2 separate regions of the Homo sapiens genome follow, and region 2 is linked to region 1. A link is an interaction called in ENCODE POLR2A ChIA-PET data of the cell type or tissue named here. Cell type or tissue: Caco-2. All regions are shown on one strand. Each heading gives the region's core, and the rest is flanking DNA. Links, peaks and the distances in the headings are about the cores only.

Region 1 (5,056 bases), core at 1,677-4,176:
TCTCATTCACTGCACTCTATTCTTACTTATCTTTTCACTTTTTAAATTTCAAATACCCAATGCAGAATTAATACTTGTTGGCTTATATTGAATTGCAGATTTTTCTCTTATTATTATTAATGGTTGTCTCTGACTGTACATAAGCAAAGCAAGGCCATAAACTGAATGGCTTGTCTTTAACCTTACCTCTATGAAGCCTTCTAGGGGAGAGCAGTCATTCCAACCACCATTCCTGGTGTTTTCTAAAATTGTGCAGGAGAAGGTTCCTGCTTTTGTGTTTCTGCGGAGATTATTATTTCTCCTTACAAGGACTTGCTATAAAAAGAGTAAAGACTCCATTTTGAAAGATCTTTAAGAATAAATGAGAGAGAAAATGTAAATAATCTTCAATGAAGGTAAGAGTTACGGAGGAGAGAGGAGACTATGTCTCTTGCCAGAATTTCCCTTAGGGCAGAACTTGTGTTCACCATTGGCTTTGTATTATTTGTTCATTCATCCATTTACTGAATATATATTTAGGGAGTGCCTATGGTGTGCCAGACATTGCTTCAGTCCTAAGGAAAATGCTAAATATGGTAGAAGAGGTCTCTGTCTTTATGTAGTTTACAATCCCCTGGGCATTTCACCAGGTTGCCAAGTGACTCATGTGGAAGTCAACCCAGTGGCATGTCAATAGATAATTAGTCAATGGTGTTTGTCAGGTATTTCTTATGTGTTCATATCAGTGCTAAGCTTTGTAGGTAGATCCTTTCTGTAAAGAATTTAGAATGTAAAAATTAGTAGAGTCCTGTACAAAATGGCATAAAGAGTCATCAAATCAGATGGTTCATAATACAAGGACATTAGCAGTTCAGAGAGTCTTAGGATCAGTTTGTCTGGAAGTACGATAGATGGGCATACCAGAGGCCTTTGGATGATCCCCTGAAGCCCTTTTCCCCTGCTCCCTCTACCTCCAGTGCCTAGCATGCATACTTGCCTAATGAAAGAGTTTTAAAATGTTTGCTGTGGTTGAAAGCCTATGCAACTGTATGTGGATCCAGGTCCACAGCCAAGTTTCACAGGAAGCGTTAATGAACTTGAGGCCTAAAGAATAAGGAGTAAATAGATTGTGATGGGGCACAAGAGGATTCCAGATAGACCAAGAACATGTGTGGAGGCCTAGAGGAGGCAGAGAGCAGGGATTTCAAGGGCTCTATTCTGTCAGTATGGCAGGAGCATAGAGAAGACAGTATGGGAGTGTCAGGAGATGAAGCTGGAAACACGGAAGTGAAATCATGTAGGATTTTGTTACCCTGCTGATGTTATATAATAGAGGTCCTCTGCCTGCATAATGCCCAATCATGGTGTGACACTCTCTATGACTTTGACGTGTTGTTATAAATTCATTTTTGATTTTAGGTTTTGCTAACATACACATTTACAGACATCCACGCAAATACACATGCAAAGTTTTATGAAAGAGCGCTTGACATGATCCCTTTTGTGCAGACTATGAAGTCCTCCAATGACAAAAATTGACAATTCAGGGGTGAATGATTACTTTGTAATGTCGACAAAAGAGTAAAGCCACAAGGTCTTAAGACAAAATGAATCTGTTGAAGGAGAGGGAAAATGGTTAAGTATGAAGACAAAGCTCAAGAAAAGATTATTATGGAAGATAAGAAATAGTACTCAGTATAAAAATTACCCTTGATGTGTGACTCAGCTCCAGCATATAGTGAGTTCTATTCTTGTGTCTGTCACAGGAGGAATCTAGATAGGACCTCATCCTCGTCTTCTACTAAGATTGCAAAAAGGAGATGAGCTATCCTATTTCTTCTTGCAAAATAACAGAGCTTGCCTGGGAAGAGTATATTAATGGGCCAATTACAGCTCCATACTTAAATATGCAGACAGCTTTCAATTACTGGAATGGAGAGAGATGAGAATGTAAAAAAAAAAAAAAAAAAAAGGAAAGAAAGCCTAACGACAGACAATCCAAAAGTCACTGAATCTTGGCTTTTGAATGAATTGCATTGTTTTCTTGCAGCAGCAGATTTGTGTTCCTAATTATGCCTTGCTTAAGCTAATATTAAAATGAGTTTGCATTCCCAGAGAAAGCACACACCAGCTGGGGAAAGAAAAGAGAGGGTCCAAAAACTTGGTGAGTGATGGGATAGGGGTAGTCATAAAGGAAGGGGTCTAGGGCTAAATATTTGCTATAATAATAAAATATAGCCCTCCTAGCTCTTCCCAAATCACATCAATATGTTGTAGCACACAAATACACACACACACACATGAAAATTTATTATTGCTAAATCAAGAAACCGAATAAAAGCAAGCACAACTTTACATATAATGTAGAAAATAATTTCTTGTTTAAGATTATCTTGCATTTCAAAAACCAAATTGTCTTTGTTATAATATAGTGGTGGGGGGAATCACACTTAAAAGCTGTGTGACCTCTGTGAAATTTAAACTTTAATTATCACTTAACCTATGAAAACTCTGCCAATATTATAACAGTAAGTCCCTTCAGAACCATAATTCAATTTCTGCCCGTGGGTTATATGGATAAATACTGTAAGAGGGGAAAATCAATTATGTGAACATTTAAGTGAGCCATAAAATCCAGGATTCCTTCTGGAGATGAGAGTTCCTAAATGTTATTTGAGAATTCCAGGATTATGTCAAAAGAATAATTATACCACCTTACTCTAGAGATAACTAAGGTTGATGACCATGCCTGGTAAGTGAGAATCTGAAAAAGTACAATCATAGTCACGGAATTTATACTGACAGAGAATATTAGAGAGCAAAGAGGCTGATAGAAGTAGCCGCTAAGATTTACTGAGTATTTACTATGGGGTATGCATGGCTTTAGTCCAACCCTTTCTGTTAGAAGTAAGGAAATTGAGGTCTGTGGAGGTAAAAAGACGTAGCCAAGCTGCCCAATTAGGAATGGCCAGAGGCAGAACTAGAACTCAAGATTTCTGACTCTTACTCCAGGGCTTTCCTTCTACTCCAGACTCTTTCTGTGAGCTAGAAGATCCTATCAATCAATCACACCTGCAGACTTTTTTTTTTTTTTTTCCATCACATAAATGTGCTGGGTACAGTGGAAAAAGCATGGACTTTAGACTCCAACCTCGATTTGATCACTTGCTTCTTACTAGAAAGTCTGACCTCCTGAAGGACTGCTGTGTTTCTCCGCCACTTCCTGGAATAAAGTCCAACATCCTTGCTTGGTCTGCAAGGCTGGCGCTGGTGGCTGAGGCTGTACTAATCTCACCAGCTTCACCTTATGATAGTTCCACCTCTGGCCTCTGCTCTACCTGTCCTGGCATGTTTTCCCTTCTTTGAAAGGCCATGCTTCCTTCTGCTGTTGGGGCTCCGTGGTGCTGGTGTGGGGAGTGCTCATTTGCCCCCCTCCTGAGTAATTCCTCGGGTCTCAACTTCAATCTCGCTTCCTCCGGGAGGTCTTCTTGGATCTCCAGATTGGGTTGGCTCCCTCTGCTACTTGTTCTCACAGCATTTTCACTTTCCCTACCATAATTAATTAATTACTTGTGTGGTTGTTGAATTGACACTCCCCTACAAGGATGCAAGCTTTGTGAGGCAGGGACAGGGTCTTTATTGTACATTTTAGTGTCCCCAGTACTGAGGTCCCTAGGAGGCACTTAAATATATGAATGAAGGAACCCACCTCGAACCTCAGTTTTTTTCTTCTATAAAGTAGATATAACAAGCACTGGGGATTGTCAGTGTTAAAAGGCATATTTATTTAAGGTATCCTGTTCAGCACTAGCAGCAGCATAGAACTTGATAAATGTGATTTCCATTTTATGCACCTTCTTCCTTCCAAGACAGTGCTCTGAGGCACCATGACTGCTGAAACATCTTAAAAAAAAAAAGAAAAGGAATTACCTTCTGCATAGTTTAGGTACAAAGTGTATTTTATGAATTCTGTGTCCTTGCATCCTGGTTGCCCACTGATGGTATATGTGGCAGCTTCCCATGAAACAGTGTATTTGATAAAACAGGGCACCTCACTTCCCAGCTGGACAGGATAGCACAGCGCTTACTGTAGGCATCATTCTATCATTCTTTTGGGGTCAGAACATGAAGCTAATCACCCTGCTGAATATGGAACAGATGAAAGGGGCGCAGCTGCTTTTCTCAGCTGGTGAGCTGCTGGAGCTTGAACCAGTGTGGTTTTCAGGTGTCTTTTTCCCCCAAAACCCAGACAGAGTGACAAGGAGGTGGCTCGGATTTGTGCTTACTGAAAGACCCTGGCCATGCTTTCCTTTGGAAGGAAACCCTTAGTTCTCTTCCTTCCCCCACAGCTAGAATCCAGACTGCCTGAAGACAATGAACTTTGTTTCCTTCTCAGCAGGCTCTCCTGTGGATTGTAACTCTCCTGGAAGCCCTTGACCCTCTGCCGCTTTGGAAACTCTGTGAGGAGTATGGGAGAGGAAACTGATAGACAGTTGGGGCCAGTTTTTTGGTTTTTTTTTTTTTTTTTGAGAGAGAGTTTTGCTCTTGTTGCCTAGGCTGGAGTGCAATGGTGCCATCTCAACTCACGGCAACCTCCGCCTCCCGGGTTCAAGCAATTCTCTCGCCTCAGCCTCCCTGGTACCTTGGATTACAGGTATGCGCCACCACGCCTGGCTAATTTTGTAATTTTAGTAGTGATGGGGTTCTCCATGTTGGTCAGGTTGGTCTCGAACTCCCGACCTCAGGTGATCTGCCCGCCTTGACCTCTTAAAGTGCTGGGATTACAGGCGTGAGCCACCATGCCTGGCCTGTTCTTTGTTTTTAACATAAGGAGAGGTGAGATGCAGCATGTTCAGGGATGTTGGCAACAGAGAAGTCATGTCACAAACTCTTTAGGATCAAGCTATGGATGGGTCAAGTTTGGGCTTACATTAAAGGGAAAGGAAACATTTTACTGTAATTTAAGGCAATAAAGCTAGTGTTTAAGGCCATGGGTATGAGATTAGATTTAGAACCAAGACTTGCCATTTATCTGTCTGGCCTTGGGTAATTACTTTACCTTTCGAAAACTCAGTTT
Region 2 (5,056 bases), core at 1,048-3,547, 280 kb after region 1:
CTTACTATTTATGAAATGAAGATAGATTAATGCCCGGTGGAAAAAGGGGTTAGAGCAACTACGTACTAACTCTAGGATGGAATAGGCAAGAAGATATCATTTAAACAAAATAGACTAGGAAAAAGAACTTTTAAGTTGATTTTGTTTAATTTTCATTTTGATTTTATTTTACTTTATTTAATTTTTGAGACTGGGTCTCGCTCTGTCATCTAGGCTGGGATGCAGAGGCACAATCATAGCTCACTACAGCCTTGACTTCCTGGGCTCAAGCAATCTGCTCACCTCAGCCTCCTGAGCAACTGGGACTACAGGCACGCATCACCATGCCTGGATTTTTTATTTTATTTTGTGTGTGTATGTGTGTAAACAGATTCTCACTATTTGCACAGGCTGGTCTCAAACTCCTGGACTCAAGCAATCCTCCTGCCTTGGCCTCCTAAAGTGCCGAGATTACAGGTGTGAGACACTGCACCTGGCTGATTTTGTTTAATTTTTATTTTATAGAATGAGAACATATAAGGTCTGAATGGAACCTTAAAGAATGAATCAAATACTCTCTATGAAATTCTCCGGGGTGGGGGGAGAGCATTAGGAAAAATAGCTAATGCATGTCACCTTAATACCTAGGTGATGGGTTGATAGGTGCAGCAAATCACCATGGCACATGTTTACCTGTGTAACAAACCTACACAACCTGCACATGTACCCTGGATCTTAAAATTAAAAAAGAAAGAAAAAAATCTCTGCTTAGTGGTATGGCACGTATTATTGATGGTTTACTTAAAACCACCTCCATCCATTCTTTCTCATTCAGGAACCCGTGGGAATATATCCCTCGGCACCATGTAGAGTCATGTCAGACTTGACGGAAAGAATTACTCTTTCCTAGGGCAATACACCTAGAGCAATGGACCTAGAGCTGGGTATAGTACTGGATGAAATTTAGAGATGTCTCCCTTTAAGTAGCAAACAAACGCATTTCATATAGAGATACAGCCATCCAGTTACTGGATCACCTCCAGGGAAAGGGAACTCAAAATAGACCACTTCATTCCTGGTAAGCTCTGAATGTTAGGAAATAGTTTCATTATAAGAAGCTGAGTATTAGTCATGAAACTTTCAGTAACAAGTCACAGCTCTTAGACTCAAATTCTCTTGATTTTTAAGAATGGAGTAATTGAGAAGTCCACCAGAGATGTTTATGCACAGCTGAATCCAGCAGTTTCAATGACCCTGGGAAGACTACCTGACCTGATGTGTGTCACACATACATCTGTCAACCAATCACTGTAGCTATGAGCATGGGGGATTCTGACCCACCAGTTCTTGGTCGAACACTCATTCCTAGGGACTGAGTAGGTAGGGAGAAAGGAATCAGCTCCCCTTGAACTATAGGACCGAACAGAATTACTATGAAATAAGACTATTTACTCAAAAAAAGGGACCCTGGATAGTAAAAAATGTTTCAATTGCCCCATATATGCACTCCCCTCACATGATGCCAATTCCTCCCATCTATGACAGGAAAGAAAGGACATGCCTCTTCTACCAAAGGAGATACTTAGCTGCCCATGTTTCCTGCATCTAGCTGTAAATTGAGGATCTCCAAATGACAAGCATTCTTTTAGTGCAGAACCAGATGTGACTCCTATGGACTTTAACCCATTACTAAGTGATGATTTATTAAAGCATTCCTCCACAGGAAAAGTGTGTTCAATATAAAGGGGAAATACAATATGACTAATTCAAACTCCCAGTTGGAAAAAGAGAGAAGTTAAGGCAACATGCAGAGATCTACATCATATCTCACATGCATGGACAGAATTAGTGAGGAATCCCCACCTGCAGTGGACTGAGACGGCCAACCCAGCATTCCCAGTTCTGCTTCTTCCTTGTCATCTGTGGCCATGTCCAAGAAGAGTGTTGTATGATTTCTCTGTGTGGAACCACCCACCTTTAGCAAATCTAACAGTTCACTTGCTAAGGGTGCAGACTTGGAGCATTATGGGCTCTTTGGATTGAGAAGTTACAGGCTTGGGGTTTTTCTGGTAGTACAACTTCCTTAAAAATTCAATCAATAAGTGGCCAATTTGCTAATAAACAGTGCCAAAGATCTTATTGATTGAGCCATGGTCTTTAAAGATTGTGAGAAATGGGAAAGTTCTTCAAAGATTATAAAAAGTTATAATTTCCTACTATAAGATTGCTATCCACTATTAGTATATATATATATATATATTCCAAATCAGCTGTCCTAGCTTGCTCTGGCATGCCTGGACAGAACTAGACAAGCCCCAGCCCATAGCGCATGCCATTCCTTATTTGGAGATGCTTCTTTAACTATCCCTGGGCAACTTCCTTTTCTTTCTTTGTTCTGTTCCCCTTACCCAGTTAAAAAAAGTTTTAAACTAATAGCCAACCAGATAAAGTGTAAAATGTGAGGTCCTATTCCAGCCAATGGAAACTGGACACAGAATAGGGTAGACTCATCAGGTTATAAATAACTTTGTCTCCTTTGTTTGGTGTGCTCTCGTGACTGGAGAGCTGTTGAGTAGCACCCTTTCTGCAGAAAGTAAAGCTTGCCTTGCTGAGAGATCATTTGTTCCCATTTTAATTCTTCTTTTTTTTTTTTTTTTGCAACATCAAAAACTTTATTCCCAACAATAATTACCCTGTTCTTAGGGTTTCTGTGTCTTAGAAATAGACCTTGCTCTTTATCATCCTTCTAGCTCTCAAAGAACCGCTTCCATTTTGTCCCTGCCTCAGAGGGACTCAAAACAATATACCAGACAAGATAAGGCACAAGTAATTTGAGTAAAATACACATCAGGTGGTCTTTGTGTATTTCTCTGGATCTTCCTGGGTCCCAATCTTATCTTCTGCTATTTTTCCCACCTCTTTGCCTGGTTCCTACTAACATTTATTTGAGGTAGAGAATTCAGATTTTCAGTCCTGTTAATAGCATGATTATATGACCCTCAGATACCTTGGATTTCTCGGCATGGACAGAAAGGTCCTCTTTTAGCAACATAATATCACAGGGAGAACTTTGCTGGGCTCAGAGTTACATGTCCATCACCGAACCTCTCCCTGTATCAGGTGGAGTATGCTGGTTAGACTGGGTCATGTGTCTGGTCCTGGGGTGCAGGAAAGAGAAAGCAAAAATCATTTTCACTGCTAGCACAGGGACATTGCCTCTTGTACCCAGCACCCCACATCCTAACTGTTTAGCCATCTACAGCACCCACGTGTAAAATGACCACACTTACCCTCAGTTACATTATACATCTGTGGCTTTCCTTCCTAAAACCTTTTTCCCCCACCTGGGGGGATGCCTGTAAAACCTGCTCGATTGGCCATCGAGCAATGTTTTTTATTTCTTTTCATAATTTTTTCATTTGTTTTTTTGCTTAAATCTAGGAGTATATTATATAATATACTCTATAAATATATAATTTATACATTTAATATATATTTAGAAGATATACTTTTTAAAACGTATAAAATTTCATGTAATTGAGTTCACTGTTTTAACTTGTCAAGATCATTTCGATCTGGATGATGTTCCTATACATTTTAGCTTTTCCTTCAATTTTGTTCCATTGATACAAGCTATAGTTTTAATAATTATGAGAATAGGAAAGATTTCAAAAATTTACAGGCATATGCTATCTTAACTTTAAAAAGTAATAGAAGGATCTCAGGAGAGGTAGGCCAATGAGATTGCTATTAATTTCTGGCAAAATTCTAAAATGAATTATTAAATAGATGTGTTGATAGCCTAAGCAAAGAAAGTGCTGATTGCTTGAAAACAGCATAAACCCCCTAAGAAAAAATATGCCAAACTAACCTAATTTTTTTCCTTCCTGGTGCTGCTAGAGACTAAGAGAGGAGAGGACTGCTGTAGACATATGCTATGCGAATTTCAGCAGGGAATTTAACAGATTCATTTCTTGCAGATGAGATAGAGAAAATGGACAAAATTATACCAGAGAAAGGCATCTCAACTAAGGGTATATTATTTAGTTGAAAGAGTATGAACCAGGGCTTCTTGTCAAAATGGTGTTGTGAGTTCCCTTCCCTGTTCAAACACAGCAAAGAAAAACAAAATATGGCATGAAAGTTAAAAAGACACAGCCTTGCTCAAAAACAAAGTAACTTCTCTGTCAACCAAAGAAAGAATAGAAGCATACAATGCCAAATGGAATACAAAGCCCATAGTTCCAAACAGAGGCAGAGACAACTGGACATTTGAGTCCTACAGGGAAAAGGAACCCCAAACCATCCGTGCATGCATATGTGGGGTGGGGGTGATGGGTGGAATATTTAATCAGTGTTTGTAAAAGTTGAATTTATAGGTTCTTTTACAAGAAAGAATAGAGCTGCTTGGAGCTAAATACCCCGAAGCAAATAACCTACTGGAGATGAGTAGAAGCTCTCTGCTGTAGATGGGGTTTTCCTTCATCCTGTCTACATCAGATTTTTGTCATTTGCCTCACATCTATAGCCTTTGGACTTCTCATCTCTGCCAAAGGTAATAGTAAAAACAAATGAATACCATTAGTTTAGAATTCCAAGCAGAAGTCAGCTGCTCAGGGCTCTGCACTTAGGTCACACCTGTTCTCCATGGCAGAAACGTGGGCCAGATGCTCCTTGAAGAAAGACTGCGACTGTGCATGTCAACCACTACTTCTCATACTGAAGCCTAGGAAGAAATGGTGAGATTTGTCTCCTGCTTGCCTGTTTCAATGCCTATTGCCTTTTACATTGCAGCTTTTCTGGGGAACTCCTATCAGTGCATGCAATATTTTCCAAGGTGATTTCTATTCAGTTACATGGTGTCTGAACCTTGTCATATGTGAGAAAATATGAATTTGTTTTAGAATTTATTCTTCTTTAACAACCACATGCTCCAGTGGGTTAACTGTGAAGGGATGAGTATCACATCTACCCTTCAACCCAAAGTTCGGCAGAAACCTGTCTGGATTCTGTGGTAAACAAAATTGTGTGGCAAGCTGGGAATTCAGTAAAAACCTGACATTCATAGAAAACCCTG

Evidence for each region. Peaks named below come from ENCODE experiments on the same cell type or tissue, not always from the same donor. Only the 100,000 strongest peaks of a DNase experiment are listed, where the experiment ranks them.
Region 2: POLR2A ChIA-PET joins it to region 1 with 12 read pairs; 3 of 35 experiments call an interaction of 5 or more read pairs at or near these places.

The regions. Positions count from the first base shown.
Region 1 is chr11:95,288,947-95,294,002 of GRCh38, forward strand. No RefSeq gene overlaps it. Among named protein-coding and RNA genes, the nearest start is that of SESN3, 60 kb to the left of the region's middle. In Caco-2, for the core only: no CTCF peak of the experiment used is centred there; a DNase peak (open chromatin) is centred at 3,234.
Region 2 is chr11:95,566,805-95,571,860 of GRCh38, forward strand. No RefSeq gene overlaps it. Among named protein-coding and RNA genes, the nearest start is that of FAM76B, 220 kb to the right of the region's middle. In Caco-2, for the core only: no CTCF peak of the experiment used is centred there; no DNase peak of the experiment used is centred there.